Regions from separate parts of the Homo sapiens genome. Here region 2 is linked to region 1. A link is a loop called in an ENCODE intact Hi-C map of the cell type or tissue named here. Cell type or tissue: dorsolateral prefrontal cortex. All regions are shown on one strand. Each heading gives the region's core, and the rest is flanking DNA. Links, peaks and the distances in the headings are about the cores only. Region 1 holds the start of LOC105378118 (a long non-coding RNA gene). Region 2 holds the start of LOC107986671 (a long non-coding RNA gene).

Evidence for each region. Peaks named below come from ENCODE experiments on the same cell type or tissue, not always from the same donor. Only the 100,000 strongest peaks of a DNase experiment are listed, where the experiment ranks them.
Region 2: a loop joins it to region 1, with 2.1 times the contacts of the local background. A loop is called at or near these places in 7 of 110 quality-filtered maps.

Annotation. Positions count from the first base shown.
Region 1 is chr6:166,273,059-166,278,432 of GRCh38, reverse strand. It overlaps LOC105378118 (a long non-coding RNA gene), which reads left to right and starts at 1,322. Exons shown (of 3, transcript XR_943242.3): 1 at 1,322-1,452; 2 at 2,109-2,223; 3 at 2,488-2,556. RefSeq lists an enhancer at 2,803-3,302. In dorsolateral prefrontal cortex, for the core only: CTCF peaks have their summits at 1,270, 2,364 and 2,568 (motif pointing left); DNase peaks (open chromatin) are centred at 1,252, 2,542 and 3,352; H3K4me3 peaks cover 1,846 bases; H3K27ac peaks cover 2,597 bases.
Region 2 is chr6:166,632,151-166,637,524 of GRCh38, reverse strand. LOC107986671 (a long non-coding RNA gene) reads right to left here and starts at 3,893. Exons shown (of 3, transcript XR_001744466.2): 1 at 3,511-3,893. It also overlaps a transcript of RPS6KA2 not described here. In dorsolateral prefrontal cortex, for the core only: no CTCF peak of the experiment used is centred there; no DNase peak of the experiment used is centred there.

The DNA of each region.
Region 1 (5,374 bases), core at 75-5,074:
ACCCAGAAATTCCCCTTCTAGGTGGAATCAGTTACGCAAGATAACCGAAAATATATGTTCACAAAAAACCTTATATATGATTTTCATAGCAGCATTATTCATAATAGTCAAACAGTGAAAACAGTCCAAATGTCTGCCAATTGATGAGTGGATAATCAAAATGTGGTCTGTCCACACAATGGAACATTATTCAGCCATAAAAAGGAATGAAATACTTATATATATGCACGACATGATGAAACTTGAAAATGTTATTCTAAGTGAAAGACACCGGATGCAGAAGACCACATATTGTATGACTATTTATGTGAAGCATCTGGAAGAGGAAAATCTATCGCGTTCATCTGCCAGAGCTGCCATAACCAAGTGCCACAGACAGAGTGGGTTAAGTAAGAAACTTATCATCTCACAGTTCTGAAGGCTGGAAGTCTGAGATCAAGGTGTCAGCAGAGCTGACACCTGGTGAGGCCTCCCTCTTTGGCTTGCAGATGGCCGCCTTCTCACTGTGTCCTCACATGGTCGCCCCTCTGTGCCCGCACAGCCAGAGTCCTAGTGCCCTCTTCTTACAAAGACACCAGTTAGTTTGGATCAGGGCCCACCCATCCAACCTTATTTTAACTTAGTCACTTCTTTAAAGGCCCCATCTCCAACTACAGTCGCACTCTGAGGTATGGGGAGCTGGGGCTTCAACATGTGAATTTTGGGGGACACACTTTCAGCCCATAACATCTATGGAGCCAGAAAGGAGATTAGTGGTTGCCAGGAGCTAACAACAGGGAAATGGGGAGTGACTGCTAATGGGTACTGGGTGGCTTATGGGGCAGTGAAAATGTTCTAAAATTGATTGTGAAGACAGTTGCATAACCTTGGAAAAATACTAAAAACCACTGAATTGTATCAAGGGTGATTTTTATGGTATGTGAATTATGTATCTTAATTTAAAAATAAGAGTATTTGCTAACCTCAAGGAGAGATTAATATAGGTGCCAGTGGAAGAAAGACAAGGCAAAATAAAGACAAAGGCATGTAGAAAATGGTTTTTCTGTGATGTCTCTCTCTCCTTTCCGTAACTCCCAGCCAGGACTCCTTTGGCTGGGTTTCCAAGTGCCTTTGACAAACCACCAGCTCAGGGCTTCTTTCCCTCAACCACCACCCCCTAACCTCGTTGCCAGGCTACGGAAATCCAGAGCACTGCTTGAGAAAGGAAAGCCAAGGACAGAACAGAGCCCTGGGGAGGAGCTCGTGGTGGCCAAGCCGAAGGAGGCAGGGAATTCCGGTGGCCCAGAGCCCTGGCAGAGGCTGCCACTGCGTTGAGCCCGTCACTTTGTTGAGTTTCGCGGTGTCGCTGTGCTTGGAAAGACAATTTCCTTTTCAGCAGCACTGGTATGGACTTTGGATGATCTTGCCTGCTTCTTCATTTCTCTCTTTCTCATGAAAGCCTTTCTCTTCTCGGTAAGTAATTGTTCCTATTCTGTGTCCTCAGTGAGCATGGGGAAGAGTGGCCAGTTTGTGGCACATTTTTTCTGCGATGCAGCCCAGAGGCCTTGATGTCCTATGGCACTGCGCTTTGGCAAAGGCATGTTTTTACAATCAGCTCGTCCATGCTCTTGTCTGGGAGTGGGTATGGGCACACAAACACACGGAGCTCCATGACTTCACCCCTAGCCACTGTCATAGGGAACCACAATTTGTTAAATGCATGGGGAAACACAGTATTAAAAAAAAAAATCACCACGCTGGGCGTGGTGATGCACGCCTGTAATCCCAGCACTTTGGGAGGCTGAGGCAGGTAGATCACCTGAGGTCAGGAGTTCGAGACCAGTTGGCCAACATGGTGAAACCCCATGTCTACTAAAAATACAAAAATTAGGGCGCAGTGGTGCATGCCTGTAGTCCAGCTACTTGAGAGGCTGAGACAGGAGAATCGCTTGAACCTGGGAGGTGGAGGCTGAAGTGAGCCGAGATCACACTACTGCACTCCAGCCTGGGCGACAGAGCGAGACTCTGTCTCGGTTAAAAAAAAAATCTTTCTCTGTAAAAATTATCCTGATCTAAAATATGATACACGTGTGTGTGTGTGTGTGTGTGTGTGTGTGTGTGTGACTTAGGCTGTCAGAAATCTTGAAAGGTCATACAAAAAGGCATACGGAAAGAAGCCCAGCGAGAAGAGTTTTCCTGCTGATGAAGACAGAAAAGGCACTGCAGCAGATCCTGCTGGGACAGGTAGCAACTGTTCGTGTGATTGCTAACAAATTGAATTTGTGGCGTCTTTGGTGTTTCTGTATTTGATGTCCTCGGTTCATTGGACAACAGAGCCATTGTTGGTGGCAGGAAATATCACTGTACATTTATACTGAAAGTCTGTAGTTCTGGCAAAATTAAAACTTTGAGAACATAAAGTTGCAAATTCTAATAACACTTTTTAAAAGTCAGTTTTCTTTCACATGAATGCATGTGAAAAATTCACGCAGCTTTTTGTCATCCAAGGTCCCAGGGAGAGAGCACGAGCGTTGAAACCTGCACCAGCAGCCCGGGCGAGGCGGCTCCTTGTGCTAGGGCGCCCTCTAGAGCCGGAGAGCGGAAGCGGCGCGGGCGGCGGGCGGCAGGCGGCGCCTCTGCACCCAAGAAGCGCTTACCCCCAAAACATATGCTGGGCCCCAGGTGCCTGCCCTGGGTAACCAGCACGAACGAACAGAGATACCCCAGGCTGTGTAAATCCTTGGTGATCCCCTAGATTCATCCTTTGAGTTTTAAAACCGAGAAACTTGATATCCAGAGAAGAAAGACCCTTTTGAGGCCAGGATTCCATGGGAGGAAGACCCTCTCCTCAGCCCCTTAATACCCACCCTCCCCAGCCAACAGGACCCTTGGGGAAGAAAACCCTCTCCCCCACCCCTCATACCTCCCCCCAGATCCCCCATTCCCTCAGGGGAAGGAAGACCCTCTCCCCCACCCCCTCGCGAGCCCCCCTCCCACCCCAGACAACAGGATCCTTGGGGAGGAAGACCCTCTCCTCCCTCAAACCCCTCCTCAGCCAACAGGACCCTGGAGGAGGAAGAGCCCCTCCTCCACATCCCACAACACCCCCCTCAGCCAACAGGACGCTGGGGAAGGAAGACCCTCTTTCCCACCCTTCACGACCACCCCCAATTCCCCAGCCCCAGCCAACAGGACAGATGAGGTGCAGGCAGGCTCATGGGTTCGGTGGAGGGAGTTTGGGATCACCCCAAAGCTTTTTCCATTTTCGGGGTCAGCAGCCTGGCTGGTGGCCAGAACCAGCCAGTTCTGTGAGAACACTGGAGGCATGAGCAGCCCCTGCCAAGCAAGTGGCAGCAGCCTGGCCAGGGAGGCGTGGGTGTCACAAGTGAAGGGCCCAGTGGGGCCGGGGGCTGTGACCACATGTGGAGGGCCGGGGCCTGGGCCGGGGGCTTCCTCTCTTGGGGCTGAGGTTTGCTCATCTGTGAGTCAGGCTGAGGCACCCATGCCTTGGGGTGGCCTTGAGGTTAAGGGGTCTGTTTGTGTGAAATGCTCAGGGCTGGGCCTGCCCTCAGCACACTCAACAGGTGACAGAGACCGTGACCATGATGTCGGACCCGTCAGCCGCCCTTACAGGTGAGCACATCGCACATCCAGGGGGAGCTGGTGATGACATCACCTGGTCCTCACCTGAAGCAGCTGAACCTCTGAGACCCTGGGCAGCACTGTTCACGCTTCCCTTATTTTCCGTACCTCACTGCTGCCTGAAGCCCCAAATATACAGCTTGGGTAAACCATTTCCCCTGAATTGTGTTCACAGATTAAAAGATGCTAATGGGAGATCCAGAAATTTCTAAGAAATATAAAAAACCAATATGTCAATATTGGAAACCATATTGGCCCCTGACACAGCTCAATGCCACACACTTGTTCCTCTGCCCCCCCAATATACAAACATGTACATACACACACAAGCAGACAAGTACACACAAATATTTGGGAGCATGCACAAAGACATGCACGTATACAGACACACATGAGCATACACAAAAACACAGGCACACATGAGCACACACAGAGACACACATTACACACGTGCACACACAGACACACAAGAGCATGCACAAAGACACAGGCACATGAGTGCACACACAGACACACACACGTGAATGAGAAGACAGCAAAAACATGACCAGACACGAGAAAAGATTCAGTAGTATAGAATAGGGGAATCCATCTGAAATTTCAGAATAAATATACCATATATAACAAGTTTACTTTTTAAGACAGCAGAAAAAAGAAGACCTAATCCACAGTCCCAAACAGGTGTGAGAGATTATTTCATCTAACACAGGAGAGCATGCTGACATGGGTGAAGATTGACTTTGGATTAAAAACATGATTTCATTTTTAAAAGCAATAGAAACAAAATGACAGCTACATTTGCCCTTCAATCTAGCAACCCTATCTGCTAGAAATCTATCTAAACCTTATACTGGCATAAGCACAGAGCGATCTGGGCACAGTGTTGTTAATTACAGCATTATTTGTGATAACACAAGATCGAAACAACCAAAATGTCCACGAGTAGTGGGCTGACTATGAAGCCACAAGAAGAGGAAGATCTCTGTGGACTGATAGGTCAAGATCTGCGGGATATCACATCCGCGAGGGAAAAATCAAGGGGCAGAACAGAAGAAATAGATGGCCGCGTCTTGTGTCATATATGTGGGGAAATAAGAATATGTGTGTATATATTAGCAAAAAGAAGGATAAAGCCGAGGCCAGGCGCAGTGGCTTACACCTGTATTCCCAGCACTTTGGAAGGCCAAGGCGGGAGGATCCCTTGAGTCTGGGAAGTTGAGCCTGCAGTGAGCCATAATTATACCACTGCACTCCAGCCTGGGCCACAAAGCAAGACCCTGCCTCTCTCTCTCTCTCTCTCTCTCTCTCTCTCTCTCTCTATATATATATATATATATATATATTTTTTTTTTTTTTTTAAAGATAAACCAGAAACTAACAAAGATGGTTACAAACAGCGAACCCTAGGGGGAAAATGATGGCATGAAAGTGACAGTTCAATCATTAACCCTCTAATCCTCTTTGATTTTTGTACCGTTCAATTAAATCATACAGAAAACGGTTTATACAATTGAAAACTGTAATGTGTGAACCTAATTGTATATCAAATTGGTAACGTAACCACATACAGAAAACAACCATTTCTTGGTCTTTAAAACACAGTATTTTTATTTACTTTATTTACATGCTTAGTGAAATATAGTGTAAGTACAAAAGAAATTTAAAAATCTTAAACTGAATTTAGCAATTTGTCAGTAATAATATTAGAATTATTGTTTTGAAATTATTTTATGTATAAGATAAAATAAGTAAT
Region 2 (5,374 bases), core at 128-5,127, 360 kb before region 1:
TCTCCTACTCTCCACCTTGTGTGTCCCCTACCACCCTCTCCCCCGACCTGGCACCTGCTCATTGTTCCTCTCGGCTCATTGTTCCTCTCAGGGCCAGAGCCAGGAATGAGGAAGAGGAGGGGAGAGAATGGGCTTCGACTGATCTCCTCTCTTCCCCAGCCTGACCCTTCTCTCCTGGAGGTCCCTGTTGGCTTCACTCCAGGCAGGGTCTCTGAGGACTTCGCATGGCCCCTCCTTGGCCCAGGCCCGGCCTGTAGGAAGCACTCGTGTGTCCTTGGCCAACAAGCCTTGCGCGGACAGGGTCAGCCACCACACAGCCTCTCTGTCCTCCTCGCGTTCCCCTCCAGATGGTCCCAGTGGAAGCCAGACCTAAGCCACCTGGTCCTAGCATATCAGCACTCCCCAAGGGGCCCCACAAAGTCATCCTGCCTGGGCTACAACAACAGAGGCGGCACCTCCCCAGCCCTTTAGGTGGTGGAGAGGAAGGGTGCTCAGCACAGATGCTGCCGAATTTCCTCCCCTGCATGCTCCCCTCCTTTACTCTCCAGGCCATCCTGTGTTCTCAGAGACCGGAGCAGTGTCAGGGTTTTGGAACAGCCTCTCAGCACTTTTTTTTAAAAATTGGCCTATAGCTATTTGTCCTTGAAATTTTCAAACTTAGTGTATCTCAGGGAGTTGGTAGAAACTTTCCTTTCAAATGATCAATCCTGAAATCCTGTTTGTTCTAAATTTAACCCTGGAGTTCATCCACTTCCCTTCGGCCACACCCTGCTTCTCCTGGCCTCGTTCCCCAATGTCTTTATTCAACAAGGGCAGCAGATATCCACGGAGTGCCTACTGTGAGCTGGGCTCTGTGTCACAGCAGCCTCTGGGATGTTAAAGTTCCTGTCCTTTAGGGCCTTATATTGTGATTACTGGAGACAAGCATTTAAAAGGTGAAAAGGATGAAGGAGAAGGAGGAAGAGGAAGAGGAGAAGGAGGAGGAGGAGGAGAAATATGTGGAGGAGGAGAAAAGGAAGAAGAATCACATATTATCAGAAGTTTTGTAAAGAAAATGAGCATGAGGTGTTCTAGAGAGTAGTGGAGAGAGGCCCTGTCTGAGATAGGCTATCCAGAAAGGCCTCTGCAGGGAGGTGCTGATTCAAGCCTGTCTGAGATAGGCTATCCAGAAAGGCCTCTGCAGGGAGGCGCTGATTCAAGCCTGTCCGAGATAGGCTATCCAGAAAGGCCTCTGCAGGGAGGTACTGATTCAAGCTGGAAGCCAAAGCTTGAGAGCGAGCTGGAACAGGGGCCCAGGCAGAGGAAGGAGCCAGAACCCAAGGCTGGAGGTGGGACGGCCTTGGCGGTTCCAAGAATGAAGGGAAGGCCAGGCTGGTGGAGCCCAGGAGCAGGGTGGGGCAGGGCGGGATGGGCGGTAGGTGGTGAGACCCAGGGTCTTTGTAGCAGAGTCAGTGTAGGCAGAACGAGGAGTTTGGGTTTTATTATACTTTACTGGCAAGAAAGTAAGAAGCCTGGAAGAGTTATAAGCAGAGAAGTGGATGATTGGATTTGGATTTATGTGGAATGGCCATGGGCGGCCAAGCTAGCAGGTGACCACCCTGGTCTAGAGTAGGGTTGGTGGCTTGTCCTGGAGTGGACGCAGAAGACGAGCAGGGTCAGACTTAAGACACCCTTTACCGGACACACCCAGGTCACCCTCCTGGGGTGGATGCAGCCTTCTCCCCAGGGTGGGGATGGTGGCTTGTCCTGGGGTGAGCGCAGTAGGTGGGCAGGCTCAGAGTTGAACGTCCTTCTGCAGACACACCCAGGTGATGCTCATGGCATCCTCCTGCCAAAGCCTCCCGGGCTCTTCCTCCTCTTCTGGGGTAAACTCCATGGGGCTCTCTACCATGTGACCTAGCACCCCTCTTCTGCCCTGTCCCCACTCCAACACACCCTCACACAGCAGCCAAATGAACCTCCTCAGGACCATGCTCTCACTGGCCTTTAGCCTGAGCTTCCCTGACGGAACACCCTTGTCTGTCCCTGTGTATCTGGCTGGCGCTTGCTCATCATAGCCTGTGAATGTAGCAGTCATCTGCGAGACTAAGGGCTCCTCTGGGGGCTCCCGTAGGGCTTTCTCTCCCCTCTAAAGCCCTTCCTGCCTGGGAGTGAACGCACCCTGGCTTGTCTGTGCTACCCCAGAGACTGCAGTGCCCGTCAGGGCAGGAGTCCCTGCTGTGCCCAGCCCCTCAGATCCCAGCCTCAGCACAGCCCACAGCAGCAGGCACAGTAGATGCGCAGAGGACCTGGGTTGATGAATGACACTGGGCTCCTGCCGTGGTTCTCTAACTCATTCATGCCAAGGTGTACGTGGGAGAGAAGTGATTGATAATTAGTGAGTCACAAACATGAATACAACCAAGTATGCCCCACACGGTCACTTTCACGTACTACCGTTGGCTCTCCGTTATCACAAGTCTTTTTAAAATTATTATAATTTAAAAATTATGGTCTCATTTTCCTCATATTTTAAAAAATTGTTCTAGTTCTTGAATATTAGTTTTTTTCCTGTGGATTTTTAAGGATGTGAGGTATTTATGGTGTGAAACTATACCAAACACTAAAAAAATCTGCAAATGAACACTGAGTGTAGTGGCTCACACCTGTAACCCCAGCACTTTGGGAGGCTGAGGTGGGCGGACCACTTGAGGTCAGGAATTCGAGACCAGCCTGGTCAACATGGCAAAACCCCATCTCTACTAAAAGTACAAAAATTAGCTGGGCAAGGTGGCGCACACCTGTAGCCCCAGCGACTCAACAATCACAGGAGGAGGAGGTTGCAGTGAGCTGAGTTCACACCACTGCACTCCAGCCTGGGGGACAGAGTGAGATTCTGCCTCAAAAAACATTTGCAAATGAAATTCCCTTTTTAGAGTTATGTGTTATTTTCTCATCTCACATAATTTACACATGTCTTTGTTTTTCCATGTTTGTGGTCATGTTGGAATAAAACCTGACAGTTTTGCAAGTCATGGATTTACAGGGAAGCATCTGAGTGAACTGTGTAAAAGCTCAGCGATTTCGATTTCGATTTTGATTTCGAGGTGGTAAAATGGAGGGATGAGGAAGGGGGAGGAGCAACTCAGAGGTGGCGCCTGTGGACGCAAGGACTTATCCTGGAAACGTCCGGCCCCATTTCCTTCCCCTCAGCCCGTGGGTCTGCGGCAAGTTCTGCTCCCAGTGTTACTGCCCACCTCGGCCTCTTGCTCTCCATCACTGTGGCCACTGCGGTTTGCTCTTCATGAGGACACTGTCCTGCCCCACAAGACTGTCACAGGGGCACCTCCCCGAATCTGCTTCCTCTGCTGTGCACCCTGCTGCCAGGAGAACTTTCTCAAATGCAAGTGTGTCCCTGTCGTCCTTGGCTTCACGTTTCAGTGGCCTCTTTGTTAAGCTGAGAACAAACGTCATTCCCTCTGCCTGACCCCACGCCCTGAGCCCACACTCTGCCCACACAGTGTCACTCACCCCAGGGCCTTTGCGCAAGCTGCTCTTTCTTTCTGCTCTCGTCTCCACTTGCCTGGTTTGAAAAACCGTCCCCGTGTCCCTCTAGTCCTTCCTCCCTCCCCATGGGCCAGCTGCATGTTTGTCTGCCTTAAAGCGTGGCACGTTCCGCTGACTCATAGTATATTTTTGTATCTGATCATTTGTCACTAGCCCGTGATGATCTTGTGAGAGGGCACAGTGCTGAGTACAGAGGAAGAGATCATGAAATGCATGATACGTGAATAAATTCAAACAAGTAATTCTTCCATCCTATAATTATAACTGTAATTATAATCTCACAGCATTTTCTACCATAATGTTTTACAAATATTATGACTATTAAATAATCTGTAAGTAACTTTTATAAAAATTTAGATTTAGTAACTAGATTTAAGTCTGGATTAACCGAGTGAATAACGAATGCCTTGCTCAGTATATCAGTTAGGATTCCTTTGGCTGCTAATGACAGAAAACTCAGCTCAACGAGAAGATTTATTTTCCACAGAAGTAAGCCTCAAAGCGGTTTGGCTGCAGACTTGGTTAATGCAGTAACTCAACAGTGTTATCAAGGATCCAAAATGTTTCCAGTTTTCTGCTGTGCCATGCTTAGCATGACCTCATGGGCCCAAAGTACTGCTAGCTCTGAGCATCCCATCCTTACACACTGGCCAGAGGTAGAAGAAGAAACTCACCCCTTTACTCTGCCCCAATTTCCTTTCTTGCTCTGTGGACTTAGGCAATCTCCTCTGAGGTTGTTTTTTGGTTTTTGGTGTTTTTGAGATGGGCTCTCACTCTGTTACCCAGGCTGGAGTGCAGTGGCACGATCTCAGCTCACTGCCGTCTCCGCCTCCCAGGTTCAAGTGATCGTCCCACTTCAGCCTCCCAAGTAGCTGGGACCACAGGCACACACCACCACATCCAACTAATTTTTGTATTTTTTAGTAGAGAAAACATGGGTTTTGCCATATTGCCCAAGTTGGCCTTGAACTCCTGGGCTCAAGTGATCTGCCCATCTCGGCCTCCCGAAATGCTGGGATTGCAGGCATGAGCCCCTGCGCCCGGCCCCGAGGTATTTCACGCCCATGTTGAGTCCACGTTGTCCTCTGGCCTCCCCACACCGCTCAGTGTGCCTCTGCCTCTCCCCGACCCTGTTCCTGAGTTGCGCTGTCTGTCCCTGCTTTCTCCTCCCTCACTAAGCTCGGGCTCCCAGTTTCCTTTCCTTTGGGTTAAGTTCCTTCTTGGTCTCCTGGTCTTTGTGTCTGTCTTCTGGTCTTTCTCCTCTGTGTTGTTGCTGTTGATTTCTGTATGTCCTTCCTCATTCATTCTTTTTATTTTCTCCAGCTTTGTTGAGGTATAATTGACAAAGAAATTTTTTTTTTTTTTTTGAGATGGAGTTTCGCTCTTGTTGCCCAGGCTGGAGTGCAATGGTATGATCTCCACTCACTGCAACTCTGCCTCCCAGGTTCAAGGGATGCTCCTGCCTTAGCCTCCCGAGTAGCTGGGATTACAGGCATGCGCCACCATGCCCGGCTAATTTTGTATTTTTAGTAGAGAAGGGGTTTCTCCATGTTGGTCAGGCTGGTCTCGAACTCCTGATCTCAGGTGATCTGCCCACCTCAGCCTCCCAAAGTGCTGGGATTATAGGCGTGAGCTACCCCGTGCAGCCAAAAGTTGCATAATTTAAGGGACACCCCATGGTGTTTGCTGTAGGTATACCTCATGTAAGGGTTCCCACAATCAAGCTAATGAACACACCCATCATCTCACATAGCTACCTGCGGGCAACACAGGTGGGCCTGGGGACATCATACTAAGTGGAATAAGCCAGACATGGGGAGACAAATGT